Regions from separate parts of the Homo sapiens genome. Here regions 1, 2, 4 and 5 are each linked to region 3. Evidence: chromatin contacts called from ENCODE Hi-C or POLR2A ChIA-PET data. All regions are on one chromosome and are shown on one strand. Each heading gives the region's core, a stretch centred on a gene start or an enhancer-like site at or near the end of the contact. The rest is flanking DNA. Distances are from core to core; before and after follow the strand shown.

Region 1 (2,776 bases), core at 204-2,703, 5.9 Mb after region 3:
ATGGTTGTTCTTACTCTCTCTCTCATTCTTCTTGTCTTCTGTTGAAGACATCTCAAGTAGGCTTTTGTTCCCTCCACAGCATCTCTATAATATTCTATCTGAAATATTATACATTTACTTGTTTATTTATTTGCATTTCTACACCTTCACTAGAACCAAAATTACAGGAAAATGTGGAATGGCTCTTTCCTCAGCATCTAGAATAATGTCAAGTTCACAGTGGGCACTCCCTTAAATACATTTTGAGTGGAGGAATGAGTTTGGGATTTGAACCCATGCAGTGTGGCTCCAGTGTCATTAAGTCAGAATGGTGGAAGAGGGGCATCCTTCTCACCAGGGACTCCAAGAACTATTTGAGAATTGGTAAGGTTGGAAGTCTCCCCTAGTAAGGGCAGAGCCAAAAAAAACAAAAGCTGTTTATTATAACCCTATCTTGCCCCATCTCTGATAGGCTGAGAAACCCACGTTACACATCTGTGTTAATGTGAGAGCTGCAAAACACCCCTGTATCCTGAGAAGATGTGGTTTAACTTGACGTGTAACGGCATCCGCAGATACTATAGGGTACTTATGAGTCTTGTGTTGGTTTGCTGGTTTTTTTTTTAACTCACTAAATTCTATTTTAACAACCATGTGCTCACCCCACCTCCTGACCTAAGGTATTTTCCTTATCTGAGCACACCTGTGCTTGTTCCTAGGTAAATCTGGGCCAATGCAGAGTACTGTCTGCACTGCTTAGTTGGTAAATGTGTCTGTAGCATGACTATCATCACAACTGCCATCTGAGCAGCAGAGCCAGATGGAATCAGACCACTCATTGGTCTACTGAGGTAAGGATGGGCTTTTTAGCTCTGCTCTCTCTTAGAAACAAAAACAAACAAATCAAAAGACTAACTTTTTTTTTTTTTGCATTCACCTAGACTATTATGCCAGAACTTGCGTAAGAAAAACACTTCTTTCCGACCCCTGTAGTGATCAACTGATGCCTTCAAGCAGGAAACCTGATTGCCCTCATCTCAGGCTGAGTCTGTTTTATCAATCACAAAGTGACTCAACCCTTTTTTAAAAGCCAGCTGTGACCATTGACTCTGTGACCTCCTGTGGTGGTGAATTCAGTTTAAAAAATAATAATGTTAAAATAACAAAGCTTATTGAAGCTATTATGCTTCAATGCTCCACCCTTTGGGGGCTAAAGGAAATAAAGCAAGTTGGCCAGACCTGAGGAGTTGATGATACACATTTTCCTCCCCCAGAAGCATCTTGTAACTTGTCCCACACCAGCAGTGACTTCCCAGTATGGCGTTTCTCCCCGCTGCTCCCATCAGCAAGAGCGTGCTGACACATGGGCTGATGAGCAGTGCCGAGACTTATGGAGTGTGTCCTTCCTGCTTCGAACCTCACAGCCTGTCATCCTCTGTTGTCACACGCTCTTGCTCATTCGCTCGCTGCTCACACTAATCTAGAAGATGATCAAAGAAAAACTCCACTGACTCACCCCTGCCTGGACCAGCGCAGGGATTGGTCAAGCGTGCGCATTAAATATTACCAGATTCTAATCTATTATTTTCACCCGCTTGCTTGCTCTCTCACTCGTACTCTCTCACTTCCTCTCTCTCATTTTTTTTCAAAAAATAAATAAATGAATTCTGGGTTGGCTGAAGATTTCAGCAATGTGAGTGCTGTGCAGATGGATCCTGCTGAAGCTGGTGCTGGCTCTCTAGGGAGTAGCATGAAATGCTGGTTTTCAAAACCTGAGCAGCGTGTAAATGGCAGCTAAAAAGGAAATGCAGATTGGTGCTGAGTGTTAATTGTCTCTTCCTCTCTTCTTCACACACTTCAGAGACTGTGTGGTGGCAGGAGACAGGAAAGCAGGCCTGCCCCCTCGTGGGGTGGGCTTTTTTTTTTTTTTTTTCTCAAGCTGGACTGAGAGAATAACAACACCTAGAGTCCAAGTCAAAACATGGAATGGGTTTTTTTTTTCTTTCAAGTTTTCATCTGATGAAAGTCCGGGAGGTGGCACCGAGCTTGTAATGAAAGTAAGAGTCTGCTGAGAATGAGTCGATGAGGTGTGACACAGAAAGGGGAAGCAGGATGTCTTTGTTTTGAAATGACAGGCGATAAGCTATGGGGGTGCCTGGTGAGATTTTAGTCCATAACTAGGTAGCAACTTGTCAAATGCAGGCCCCTTAAATGCATCACAAGAATTCTCACTTGAGATGATTTCAATTCTAGCTCTGCGTGTGTGAGTGTGTGAGTGTATGCATGCACGCATAGCAAAACATAATTGAATGCCAAAAAACATTGTCATGTCCTGTTAAGGGTACAATTGTAATCACACTGGAACGAGAGCTCTAATTTCCTCCATTGCTTTCCTCGCTTAGGCAGTGACAAGGTCAGGTTTATGACCACAGCCCAGGCTCAGAGCCATTTATTTTCATCCCTGAAGACTCATGTTAGCCTTCTCCCAAGATGTTAATCAAGCAGAATCTTGATTGACTGTCTTTTCTTTTTACGTTTTTGTCTAGATGAAGTGGGGTCATTTGAATTTGTGCAGTTTTGAATAAGATGGGGGCAATAGAGAAGCAACTGGGAAAATTGACTAGCCTTTGGCAAGGAGAACAGAAGAATCTGGAATCCTTTTTTAAAATCATGAAATTCCTGTGCCCCACCTGAGTCACTGTAACCTGTACCTGCTGATGCCTCATTTCTCCATGCATTTATGAAAAGGCTGTGACTCCCTGCTGTTGTCGTGTGGTGCCAACATCATTCCAGCTTG
Region 2 (2,700 bases), core at 45-2,544, 5.3 Mb before region 3:
CTCTTGCTCTTAGTTACCTGTGTCTAAATTAAGCTGAACCTCTGGGCCTTAGCTATTTCTAAACAGGCATCACGATTTACTAAGGTTAATGCCTGAGGGAACATTAACCTTGCAGACACTAATCTAATTCAGTGTCATCACAAGTGCATAATGCAGGAGTTTGGAATTTTGCCAAAAAGCACTATTCAAATGAACATTTAGTTGGCAAGGGGTGGGAAGGCGGGTGTGGAAAAGGGAAGGAGAACACCAGAAATGGCTCTATAGATATTTTCATGCCTTTTCTTTTCCCTCTCCCCTCAAAGGTTACGTTTAAGTATTGCAGAGAGGCGCTAAATGGAATCTTCATATTATTATGAAGAAATCCCAATGAACGCGTTTTATCCCACGGCAAGTTCCAGATGCTCACAATTACTCAACATTCACTGAGCATCTTTTATGTTATATGGCTGACCTTGTGCTAGGGTGTGTACACAAAGATGAGTAATTGTAAACGATGGCAGTATGCAGAAGCACCTCAGGGCGCCTAATGTTAGCTGACGAAGGCACCATTAAGGAGGTCACAGTTTGGCTAAAGGGCCCCCAAAGGATGAGACAACTGTGTAATCCTAGCTCTATAGAGATCATTACCAAGTCTTTGCCATACAAAGTTTGGGCTTCAGGTGAAATGAGAAGGGCAAGGTTCTGCCCAAGAGGGTCCAGGGCCGGATCTCTTGATCTGTGTCTATGCCCACACCCTGCATCTCAGCTTGCAGACACTAATAGGGTTTGCCAGTTTCAAGGGCGCAGGGCTACATCTTCCGGAAAAGGTGGCATTTGAAGGTGGTAAGAGGCCAACGACTGGAGGTGGCGGCGAAGGGCTAGGTAAGACAGAATAAATGAAAAAGCCAAGACATTTCTGGCAAATAACCTTTCACCTAGGTCCCCGACCCTTCCATTTCCCCAGGCCTGAAACGCTCCCGAATCCCCGAGTCCTCCACTTTCCAAGCGCTGGGCATTGGTTAAGGCTGTAGGAGCAGGGAGTCCCCCGCTCTAAGAGAGTTCCTCAGTTCCGATCTTTTTCAAACCGCTTTCCTCCCAGGCCCAGCCTGGGGGGCCTGCGGCTCGGGTCCAGCTTCCACGGCCACCCTGGGCTGGTGACACGCAGGCGCCGGAATCGAAGCCACGCTGTGTCTTTCCAGCCAGGTCTCTGCGCCAGACGAGGGCGGGCGCCGCGGAGCGCTTCCCGTGTGCGGGGCTTCCCACAATGCACCGGGCCGGCAGTGGCGGCGACCGCGGCGGCGCTCTAGCTGCGGCATGTCTGCGTCTCTACTGCTCTGGGAGGAGGAAGAGAAGGAGGAAGAGGAGGAGGAGGAGGAGGGGGAGGAAGAGGAGAAAGGCGCAGGGGTGGGAGCTGTTGCCGAAGCTGCCACAGCAAAAGTTCTCCCCCCTCCCCCCTTCCCCTCCTCTCAAGGCCCCTAGAAAGGTTGGAGCTGCCGCCGCCTGCAGTCGGTGACCGCGCGACTCGGCGCCCGCCCGCGGTAAAGCGCTCGGCCTGGCAGGCCCGGGCCCGGGGGAGGGCGGGGGAGGGGGAGGGGGCGGCGCGCGGGGGGAGCGCGCGGCGGTAACGGCCTGACCCCGGGGGGAGCGAGCCGTGGCGAGGCTGGGGGTGGCCAGGGGGCCAGCCGAGGCCGAGGGAAACGCTGGGGCTGGCTGGGGGACGTGAGGAAGCAGGGCGCGGAGGGTGGGTTGGGGGGTTGAGGAGGGATAATGACGGGGGTGGCGGAGGCGAGAAGGCGGCCTCCGAGGCTGGAGGCGGGTGTCAGAGGTAGGGGAGGAGGTGGGATGTTTGCACGGGGAGGCCGGAGGGTGCTGGGTGTGGGTGTGAAAAGGCTAGGGAGACACCAGGGCTCTGTCCACCGTGCCTGGTGCAGTGCTTTATGCACCGCAGGCCTCAGTCACTGTTGCTGCCGGAGTGTGCTCTTTGGGAGAAGGGAAGGGCAGGGGTTGGAGAAAAGGGAATGCTTGCAGGAAACGTAGTGGGAGTGCGAACAGGGCGAGGGGCCGGAGGAAAGATGCCGGAGAGGTGGAGGAATGCGGGGAGGTGGCTGTGGAGGAGTCTTGAGGATTCTGGGGGGTGTTCATTGTGCAGATACGTTAGGTATTTCATTATGGAAAGAACTGAAGCGTTTCTCAGGGAAGGAAAGAAGGGAGATAGGAGTTCCCGTGAATAGAAAGGATCGCGTTTGAAGCAAGAGGGAGTGCTAAATAGTAGAGAAGATGCAGGGAATGCATAATAGAATAGACAGATGTAGTATAATTAATAAATATTGGCCTAAGTACTGAAGAGTTATTCCAGATGGGCCGGGATGGCCTAGTTCCGAACCTGTGTGGGCTGTTCAGTAGATGACATCTGGTAAGTGTGGGTCTGGGCCGTGGTTGGGGTCACTGAGAATTAGATTTTAGTCTGTAGTTTGGTCTGTGACATTTTAGACGTGCACCAATGAGTATGAGAACCTCTGAAGCAGACCTTGAGAAAGGGTCTGGCCTGTGGGGATTCCTTAGGCTATGGAGCTTCGATTTTAGAAAATTTGAAGTATTAACACTTACCCGAGGTTGGGTAAATACTATCCTGGCAAACGCTGGAATGGAAATTAATTGACTTGGTGGTTTTCTTCACTGCCCAGTTTATCTGGTCCAGGAGAATTGGTGCCGTATTATTCA
Region 3 (2,700 bases), core at 68-2,567:
GTTTTGCGCTGGGCAGTTGCGCCCAAGGAGCGCGCGCATCCAGCATGAGCTCATTTCTCATGGGCGTTTCCAGAGGCCCGGCCGGGCCGCGCACACCAAGCGCAGCAAGCCTCTGTATCAATGGCCCCCGCGGCTGGGCGGGGCGCGGCCGCCCAAAGGCGCTGCCTTTCTGGAAGCTTTGTTCCCATTTTAGCGTCTGAGAGCTTGCAGCCGGCTGGGAAGGCCCCCTTGGTCCGTCTGGCCCTTTCGGGGAAGAGGCCAACACTCGGCACACGCGATCCACGGCAGAGGGGAGCCTTGGGCGCGCAGAATTGGCTGCGCCCCGCCGAGAGCCTCCTGTGGGTGGGGAGAGCCCCTCCACCCCTCTGCTCGCTTGAGCGCTCAGAGCCCAGGGCCGCCGACCGCAGCACTTTCCGATTTGCTGCACCGAGGGCCCGCGGTCCCTGTGTGCGGTTTCCACCGTTGTTGGAGGCGGCCGCAGGCGAACCGTCGGGTCGTCAGCCACGACCCGAGTCAGGCATCTCCCCGCTCCTGGGACCGGGGCCGAAGGCCAATCACACTGCAGCTAGGTCTTGCGATTGGACGGCAGTGAGAGCCGATTGGCCGCCGCCGCGAGTTTCGGGCTCCCTCCCTCTCCCTTTTGCCCCAACTCCAGCGCCTAAGCTTCAGGCCAATGAGACAGCGCTTTATAGACGCCCTCCCTTCGCTTTCTTCTCCCCACCTTGGAGAGGGAGGGGAAGTCCTGACTGGCCAGACTGTCCTCGGAAGCCCCCTTCTCTTCACCAATCACCGAAGGAGGTACGCTCCCAGCGGAGTTTTCCAGCCAATCACAAAGCGGCGGCGGCGCCCAGCCGTGCAGTTTCACCAGCGTCTCTGGGTTTCACCGTCCTCAACTCTTCAAGCCTCTTCGTAAGGGCCGGCGACTCTGATTGGCCACTGTTGCCATTGTCGAATGTCTCCTCCAGCCAGCCACCGAACAAGGCGAATTCACCCTTTCCGTTCGGCTACCTTCGGCATTTTCCGCTCTTTGGGCGTGGCTTCCCAGCGTCACTTTCTAATTGGTTTCTCAGGCTGATCGGCTTTTTCCGGGAGGAGCCGCAAACAAACGACGTCCGTGATTGGCTCCGTTCGGGCTTCGGCTCCCAGCCGAAGCGGGCGAGCGTGGGGCTCGGCCGGCGATTCCCAGACGCCTGTTACGCGGGCGGCGGGGCGCTGGGCGGTGTAAGGCTGGGTGGGGGAGGAAGGAGGTGGAGGACGAGTAGGAGGGGGGAGGAGGAGTGGGGAAGTGCAAGGCGGCTGCGCAGACAGCGCTCCTCACACAGAGCAGCTCCTGACCCGGGCGAATGCGGGCTTGTGCCGCCGCCGCCGCCGCCGCCGCCCGGGCCAAGTGACAAAGGAAGGAAGGAAGCGAGGAGGAGCCGGCCCCGCAGCCGCTGACAGGGCTCTGGGCTGGGGCAAAGCGCGGACACTTCCTGAGCGGGCACCGAGCAGAGCCGAGGGGCGGGAGGGCGGCCGAGCTGTTGCCGCGGACGGGGGAGGGGGCCCCGAGGGACGGAAGCGGTTGCCGGGTTCCCATGTCCCCGGCGAATGGGGAACAGTCGAGGAGCCGCTGCCTGGGGTCTGAAGGGAGCTGCCTCCGCCACCGCCATGGCCGCTGGATCCAGCCGCCGCCTGCAGCTGCTCCTGGCGCAATGAGGAGAGGAGCCGCCGCCACCGCCACCGCCCGCCTCTGACTGACTCGCGACTCCGCCGCCCTCTAGTTCGCCGGGCCCCTGCCGTCAGCCCGCCGGATCCCGCGGCTTGCCGGAGCTGCAGCGTTTCCCGTCGCATCTCCGAGCCACCCCCTCCCTCCCTCTCCCTCCCTCCTACCCATCCCCCTTTCTCTTCAAGCGTGAGACTCGTGATCCTTCCGCCGCTTCCCTTCTTCATTGACTCGGAAAAAAAATCCCCGAGGAAAATATAATATTCGAAGTACTCATTTTCAATCAAGTATTTGCCCCCGTTTCACGTGATACATATTTTTTTAGGATTTGCCCTCTCTTTTCTCTCCTCCCAGGAAAGGGAGGGGAAAGAATTGTATTTTTTCCCAAGTCCTAAATCATCTATATGTTAAATATCCGTGCCGATCTGTCTTGAAGGAGAAATATATCGCTTGTTTTGTTTTTTATAGTATACAAAAGGAGTGAAAAGCCAAGAGGACGAAGTCTTTTTCTTTTTCTTCTGTGGGAGAACTTAATGCTGCATTTATCGTTAACCTAACACCCCAACATAAAGACAAAAGGAAGAAAAGGAGGAAGGAAGGAAAAGGTGATTCGCGAAGAGAGTGATCATGTCAGGGCGGCCCAGAACCACCTCCTTTGCGGAGAGCTGCAAGCCGGTGCAGCAGCCTTCAGCTTTTGGCAGCATGAAAGTTAGCAGTGAGTATTGGTTTTATTTTACACCCCTTTTCCACCTCGCCCTTAAAATAAGAAACCTCGAAATACCAGGATCTGAAATTATTAGACCTCCTGATAAACAGGCAATGGAAAAGGGCAAAACCTATCTTCAGTCAAGGATGAAGCAGCTCCCTTTTTACTCCTCCCATACCCCCTCCCCCGGTCTCATTAACCTTGAATTGAGATAATATGATATTTATTTGGATGATTCGATTTCAAACTGCTTTCTTGTACTTTTCTTGCTGTTGGTAGTCAGTTTCATCAA
Region 4 (2,700 bases), core at 110-2,609, 6.3 Mb after region 3:
AGCTTCACAGTGACTCTGCAGTGAGGGCCGTATCAGTGACAGTCCCTCCCAAGCCTGTCTCACCGGAGACGCCTCTGCCTCCAGGGTTTTTGCTACCTCCCCGCTCCTCAGCCCTGAGCTGAGGGTAAGGACAGTGAGGACCTTTGCCAAAGAATGGGCTTTAAGGAATGGGACCTAATGTCTACTGCAGACCCTGTGAAATGGCTGAAACAATCTGCTACCCGAAGCCCCAAAGGCTCTGAGTAGGGAACCATAATGGCCGCACTCACTTCCAACCCTGGGAAAGGTGGACATCTGAATCCCCAAGTAGCGGGAACGACCACACTTGGGGGAGCGGGGGTTAAGGAGAAATGAGCTCCTTGCCGGTGCAGGGTGACAGCGGGGAGGAAGCCTCAGGCAGAAAAGTCGCCGTTCACACTCTCCCTTCTCTCCTTCCTCTGCCTCCTTCCACCCCCTCTATCCCCACCACTCGCCAGTTACCGGTCGCCGCTCACCTGCTGGGGCGCGAGGTGCAGAGACTGTACCGACCGAGGACCCAGAGGCTGTCACCACGGAGGGGAAGTCCTCAGCTGCACAGGTTGGGGGGGGGGGGGGGGGCGGGCCCAACCAGTCACATGACGTCGAGCTCCGCCCTGCCTCCTCCATCCCAGCGCTCTACATCTCGGGGGGCCTGAATTTTTACGGATCCCTTGAATATTAATTTTCTTGGATTAAAGAAATAAAAGATAAATTTTCACAAAGAGTATGTTATAAAGTACAATGTGGAAAATGTGGACAGCAAGAGTTAAAGCGCATTGCTAAGGAAGTGACGTTCACGCCACAATCGAGGGACAGGAAATGGCGGTGGCGTTCCGTCCCTCTGGAGTCCGCCGGTAAAATTCCAGGCTCTGAGGTTTGGGCCAATCACGTGATCTTAAAACTTGAGGCGTGCTGGAGGGTAGCCAATCTATCTGGCCGATTGTTAACTACGTTTGTTTTAAAACACCTAACTTAAACTTGAGCTTTCCACAGATTTCTTTACATTTAGAAGAACTAACTTTATAAAACCCTACTAGGAGGCAACAGCGTTTGAAGGTCACTCTGGAGACCACAAACTGGGAAGAACGGGGCTGAGAAAAACTATCTTGCGGATATGGGACAAGAGAGGGAGGGGTGGAAAAATCTGGATTTTACCGCCAGGGCCTACCGAGCCAGCCCCACAAGCAGTGTCGTAAGCGGGTGGGAGGGAGGAGCATGACCCCAGAAGGCCCAGTCCAGGAGAAAGATGGAGGTTCCGGAGTGGAGGGGGCAGGGTGCGCGGAGGCGAGCAGTGCGGCTGCGCGTGAGGCGGCGGCGCGCCGGCGCGCGAGGGGCGGGGTGAAAGGTCACAGCGCGGCAGCGGGTCTGGCTGGCGGCAGCGGCGGGAGGGAGCCGAGAGACCCGAGTGCACGTGTGGAGAAGCGGCGGCACAAGCGCGGCGGCGGGAGACACTCCCGCCCCCACCAGACTCAAGCCCTCACTCGACTCTCGCGGCCTTCGTTGCTCGCACAGCTCCCTGCCCAGGCTAGGAGGCCGGCTTGCGGGGTTGAGTGGCCCGAGCTAAGGGTGCGGAGACCTAAGGGCGGCGACTACGACGGCGTTGATATCGGTGGTAACGACGGCCTCAGCAGGCGGGGAAGATGAAAGGGTGAGGAAGGGCAGCCGGGCAGGGCCCGGCCGGTGGGGTAGAAGGGTCCGGGCCCATGTAGAGGGGGAGAGCCGCAAAGGCGAGGAGAGATTCAGGGCGAAGACGGGCGGAGGGAGATTTCTCTGCTTCTCAGTTCCCTCGGCTCCCGGAGGGGGCGGAGGCGAGGCTCGGGCTGTTGGCGGGCTGAAGGGCCAGCGGAGGCAAGACCCGGGGGGCTTCAGGGTTTCGGTTCGGAGACGAGTGTGGGTTGTTGAGTGGGGAGAAGCGACCGAGTGGGGCAACATGGAAAGGCTATTGTGAAGCGCCCGGGGCCTCCTTCCCGGGAGCGGACCGCTGAGCCACGCCGGCCCGCAGCTCCAGGTGGAGTGGTTTGGTTGTCTTCCACCTCCAGACTCAACTCTGGAACTGCGGTGTTTGACACCTTTCAGTTTAATTCACGCTTGGGAGCTGTGCAGAACCTTCTGGAGGAAGAAGAAATTGGAATAAAGAGCACGGGGATGAGTATTAAGAGCTAGTGACTCAACTAGATTTGGGTTGGGTCACAGCGAGTGGAGGAGGGGGAGAGAGCGCGATCACTGTAGACTTGGGGTGCCAACATATTTAAGGAAGTATAGGGTGGATCAGTAGGTGGAGCTGTTGCTTCAGTAGTTCACTATTGCCCCTGAGTGCTGAGGCGGTCCTGGGTAGTTCTACCACGCTGCTCCTTTCAGGTGATTGGCAAAGTTAATGTTCGGTCTTTCACCGTTTGCCTCTTACGTAAAATTAGGAATTATTTTGGATCGACTGGTTAAGTTTTTATGAAATGTCTCCTTACCATTAAGTTGTATAGTTTTAATGTATTAATTACGTAACATTTTTCCGAAGCATTGTCTCAAGCCGTTTTGGAGCTTGTCTTTACCCTCAAAGAGATGAAGCTCATAAACGTTAAAAAGCTCTCTGCGATGCCATAGTTTGTTGTTGTAAGTCGATTAAGAAGTCGTAACTATGTTTTAAGTTAACGAAGTCATTCCAACTATTCAATAGCACTTTTGAGG
Region 5 (2,700 bases), core at 83-2,582, 6.4 Mb before region 3:
AACAGATCAGACAGAGGTGGGAATACGGGACTGGGTAAGCATGTGCTTTGGATCAGAAGGGGCGCAGAGTCCTCCCAGAGGAATCAGAGATCAGCTGCGCCAAGTCTCTGAGGCTGGAACCAGCTTGGCTTGCTGGATGAACTGGGAAAAAGAGGTGGGGTGCGGGGGAGGGGTGGGGGGGGCAGCGGGAGAGTGGCGGGAAGTGAGGGCAAACAGGTAGGGGAGGGTAGACTAGCAAGGCCATAGGCGCCTTCGGGAGCAAGGTGGAGGTGAGCATAATTTGATGTGCAATTTTTAGATCATAAAACGGTGCCCCGTGGATGGGAGCGAGTGGAGCGGAGGGAGACCGATGACCAGCTAGTAGTTATTTTTCAGGTACCCAGGAATAAAGTGCGGGTTTGGATCTGAGTGGTGGTGAAGTTGAAGTGGAGGAGTCCAGATTGAATGCGGAGGTGTACGGTGAGGTGGGGGAGGGTGAGGACCGGAAACAGTAAGTAATTAAGCTGTTGCAGAGTGAGGTTGTGCCAAGTTTAGTAGGAAATACAGTTGGAAATACAGGCAGGGGTCCTGCGTATCAGGGAGGCCCCGTGTGCCGAGCAAGGACCTGGGCCAAAGCAAACGAGGTCTGTGCGCCAGCGGCGGCAGGCGAGCTTGCACTTAAGTGAGCTGGGGGTAGGCGTCCGGCCTGTTGGACAGGTTCGAATCCTGGATCTGCCGGCTGCCGAGTGACTCGAGCTCGCCGTCCCTGTTTCCTCACCCCTGGGTGACCGCGCACGCTTAATCAGCTCGGACAGGTACAGCCCCTGGGACGCAGTCAATGCCTACGAGAGGTTGCCTGTTAAGTGTCTGAAATATTAATACGATTCGAAGTCAAGACAAGCCTCGTCTTCCACGCCAGCGGGAACGAGAAGGAATCGCTCAGCGTTGGGAGCCTCACCCCGTCCCCTGTCGGTCCCGTGCCCCGCCGCTCGCCCTCGTAGGTGCCGGCGCTCCGCCCCCCGACCCCGCGCCCCGCCCCCCGACCCCGCGCCCCGCCCCCCGACCCCGCGCCCCGCCCCCCGACCCCGCGCCCCGCCCCCCGACCCCGCGCCCCGCCCCCCGACCCCGCGCCCCGCCCTAGTCGGTCCCGGCGCCCCGCCCCCGCCTCCGCCTCCGGCGCCCCGCAGCCCAGCCTCACGTCACGTCAGCCCAGCAGGCCTCGCGCATCGCCCGGCGGCGTCCGCGCACGCGCGGTTCCGAGCCGGACTCTACGCCGGGGCTTGGCGCGGATCGCGTCCCGGGGCGGCGCACGCACACCTGGGCGGGGCGCGGGCAGCTCTGCGTCCGAAGCTGCTCCGACGCCGTCGCTGGGACCAAGATGGACCTCCCGGCGCTGCTCCCCGCCCCGACTGCGCGCGGAGGGCAACATGGCGGCGGCCCCGGCCCGCTCCGCCGAGCCCCAGCGCCGCTCGGCGCGAGCCCCGCGCGCCGCCGCCTGCTACTGGTGCGGGGCCCTGAAGATGGCGGGCCCGGGGCGCGGCCCGGGGAGGCCTCCGGGCCAAGCCCGCCGCCCGCCGAGGACGACAGCGACGGCGACTCTTTCTTGGTGCTGCTGGAAGTGCCGCACGGCGGCGCTGCCGCCGAGGCTGCCGGATCACAGGAGGCCGAGCCTGGCTCCCGTGTCAACCTGGCGAGCCGCCCCGAGCAGGGCCCCAGCGGCCCGGCCGCCCCCCCCGGCCCTGGCGTAGCCCCGGCGGGCGCCGTCACCATCAGCAGCCAGGACCTGCTGGTGCGTCTCGACCGCGGCGTCCTCGCGCTGTCTGCGCCGCCCGGCCCCGCAACCGCGGGCGCCGCCGCTCCCCGCCGCGCGCCCCAGGCCTCCGGCCCCAGCACGCCCGGCTACCGCTGCCCCGAGCCGCAGTGCGCGCTGGCCTTCGCCAAGAAGCACCAGCTCAAGGTGCACCTGCTCACGCACGGCGGCGGTCAGGGCCGGCGGCCCTTCAAGTGCCCACTGGAGGGCTGTGGTTGGGCCTTCACAACGTCCTACAAGCTCAAGCGGCACCTGCAGTCGCACGACAAGCTGCGGCCCTTCGGCTGTCCAGTGGGCGGCTGTGGCAAGAAGTTCACTACGGTCTATAACCTCAAGGCGCACATGAAGGGCCACGAGCAGGAGAGCCTGTTCAAGTGCGAGGTGTGCGCCGAGCGCTTCCCCACGCACGCCAAGCTCAGCTCCCACCAGCGCAGCCACTTCGAGCCCGAGCGCCCTTACAAGTGTGACTTTCCCGGTAACCGCGCTCTCGGGGGCGGGCGGGCTGCGCGGTGTTGCAGGCAGGTCTGGGGTGCCACGTCCGCCCCACAGAGGGGCCTGCCAGACCTTAGCAAGCCGGGGACGCAGGCTCTTCGGGATTTGTATTCTAGCTCCTTCCATGTCATTCGATTTGAGATCTTGGCCCTGCCCTGCCGCAGGGATTCCGATGGCAGGTAGCGCAGATCACCACAGCTGCGCTTCCCAAAGGTGGCGGCAACAGATATCCTTAACCTGCTTGTGCTTGATGAAAGCGGCACGCATCTTCACAGAGTGGCACGGAGCTATGTGTCAGGTCTTTATTTTCCTCAGTCTCGTCATTTGTTTACGGGGTGCACACTCCGTGCTAGAGGAGCAGAGATGAATGTGGCCAGATTCAGGACCTTAACACGCTGGGAGGATAGCCACAGGTGTGC

What was found. Hi-C counts contacts between places; a loop is a spot of excess contacts on that map. ChIA-PET counts read pairs that join two places held with the same protein, here RNA polymerase II (POLR2A). Pooled maps may share reads with other maps.
Region 1: a loop to region 3 is called in a map of B cell, with 15 times the contacts of the local background. The contact joins the enhancer-like site here to the promoter of GSK3B in region 3. A Hi-C loop is called at or near these places in 1 of 168 maps with a recorded cell type or tissue (B cell), 1 of 37 single-sample maps with no recorded cell type and 7 of 50 pooled maps.
Region 2: a map of CD8-positive, alpha-beta T cell shows a loop between it and region 3 (9-fold over the local background). The contact joins the promoter of ZNF148 here to the promoter of GSK3B in region 3. A Hi-C loop is called at or near these places in 1 of 168 maps with a recorded cell type or tissue (CD8-positive, alpha-beta T cell) and 5 of 50 pooled maps. POLR2A ChIA-PET finds 5 or more read pairs at or near these places in 1 of 52 experiments (T-cell).
Region 4: a map of CD8-positive, alpha-beta T cell shows a loop between it and region 3 (8-fold over the local background). The contact joins the promoter of NAA50 here to the promoter of GSK3B in region 3. A Hi-C loop is called at or near these places in 2 of 168 maps with a recorded cell type or tissue (CD8-positive, alpha-beta T cell and naive thymus-derived CD4-positive, alpha-beta T cell), 1 of 37 single-sample maps with no recorded cell type and 11 of 50 pooled maps. POLR2A ChIA-PET finds 5 or more read pairs at or near these places in 1 of 52 experiments (PC-9).
Region 5: a map of CD14-positive monocyte shows a loop between it and region 3 (14-fold over the local background). The contact joins the promoter of ZXDC here to the promoter of GSK3B in region 3. A Hi-C loop is called at or near these places in 2 of 168 maps with a recorded cell type or tissue (CD14-positive monocyte and naive thymus-derived CD4-positive, alpha-beta T cell) and 11 of 50 pooled maps.

What each region holds. Positions count from the first base shown.
Region 1 is chr3:114,212,993-114,215,768 of GRCh38, reverse strand. No RefSeq gene overlaps it. Among named protein-coding and RNA genes, the nearest start is that of ZNF80, 23 kb to the left of the region's middle. RefSeq lists an enhancer at 1,360-2,033. Within about 2 kb of position 1,453, at least 12 of the 41 ENCODE cell types and tissues checked have a DNase peak (open chromatin) inside an H3K27ac peak, as active enhancers do; they include B cell, where a contact is called at or near this core.
Region 2 is chr3:125,373,919-125,376,618 of GRCh38, reverse strand. It overlaps ZNF148 (zinc finger protein 148), which reads left to right and starts at 1,294. Exons shown (of 9, transcript NM_021964.3): 1 at 1,294-1,517. LOC105374080 (a long non-coding RNA gene) reads right to left here and starts at 1,193. Exons shown (of 3, transcript XR_924427.3): 1 at 1-1,193. RefSeq lists enhancers at 970-1,019, 1,130-1,399 and a silencer at 1,510-1,559.
Region 3 is chr3:120,093,064-120,095,763 of GRCh38, reverse strand. It overlaps GSK3B (glycogen synthase kinase 3 beta), which reads left to right and starts at 1,317. Exons shown (of 11, transcript NM_001146156.2): 1 at 1,317-2,417. The coding sequence starts at 2,330. GSK3B-DT (GSK3B divergent transcript) reads right to left here and starts at 660. Exons shown (of 3, transcript NR_186629.1): 1 at 1-660. RefSeq lists enhancers at 209-528, 808-1,102, 729-1,138.
Region 4 is chr3:113,744,908-113,747,607 of GRCh38, reverse strand. It overlaps NAA50 (N-alpha-acetyltransferase 50, NatE catalytic subunit), which reads left to right and starts at 1,359. Exons shown (of 5, transcript NM_025146.4): 1 at 1,359-1,666. The coding sequence starts at 1,659. ATP6V1A (ATPase H+ transporting V1 subunit A) reads right to left here and starts at 573. Exons shown (of 15, transcript NM_001690.4): 1 at 495-573. RefSeq lists enhancers at 616-985, 307-1,042, 1,043-1,778, 2,026-2,175, 1,779-2,515 and a silencer at 1,336-1,455.
Region 5 is chr3:126,474,523-126,477,222 of GRCh38, reverse strand. ZXDC (ZXD family zinc finger C) reads left to right here and starts at 1,332. Exons shown (of 10, transcript NM_025112.5): 1 at 1,332-2,264. The coding sequence starts at 1,358. RefSeq lists silencers at 1,063-1,572, 1,643-1,902 and an enhancer at 2,460-2,700.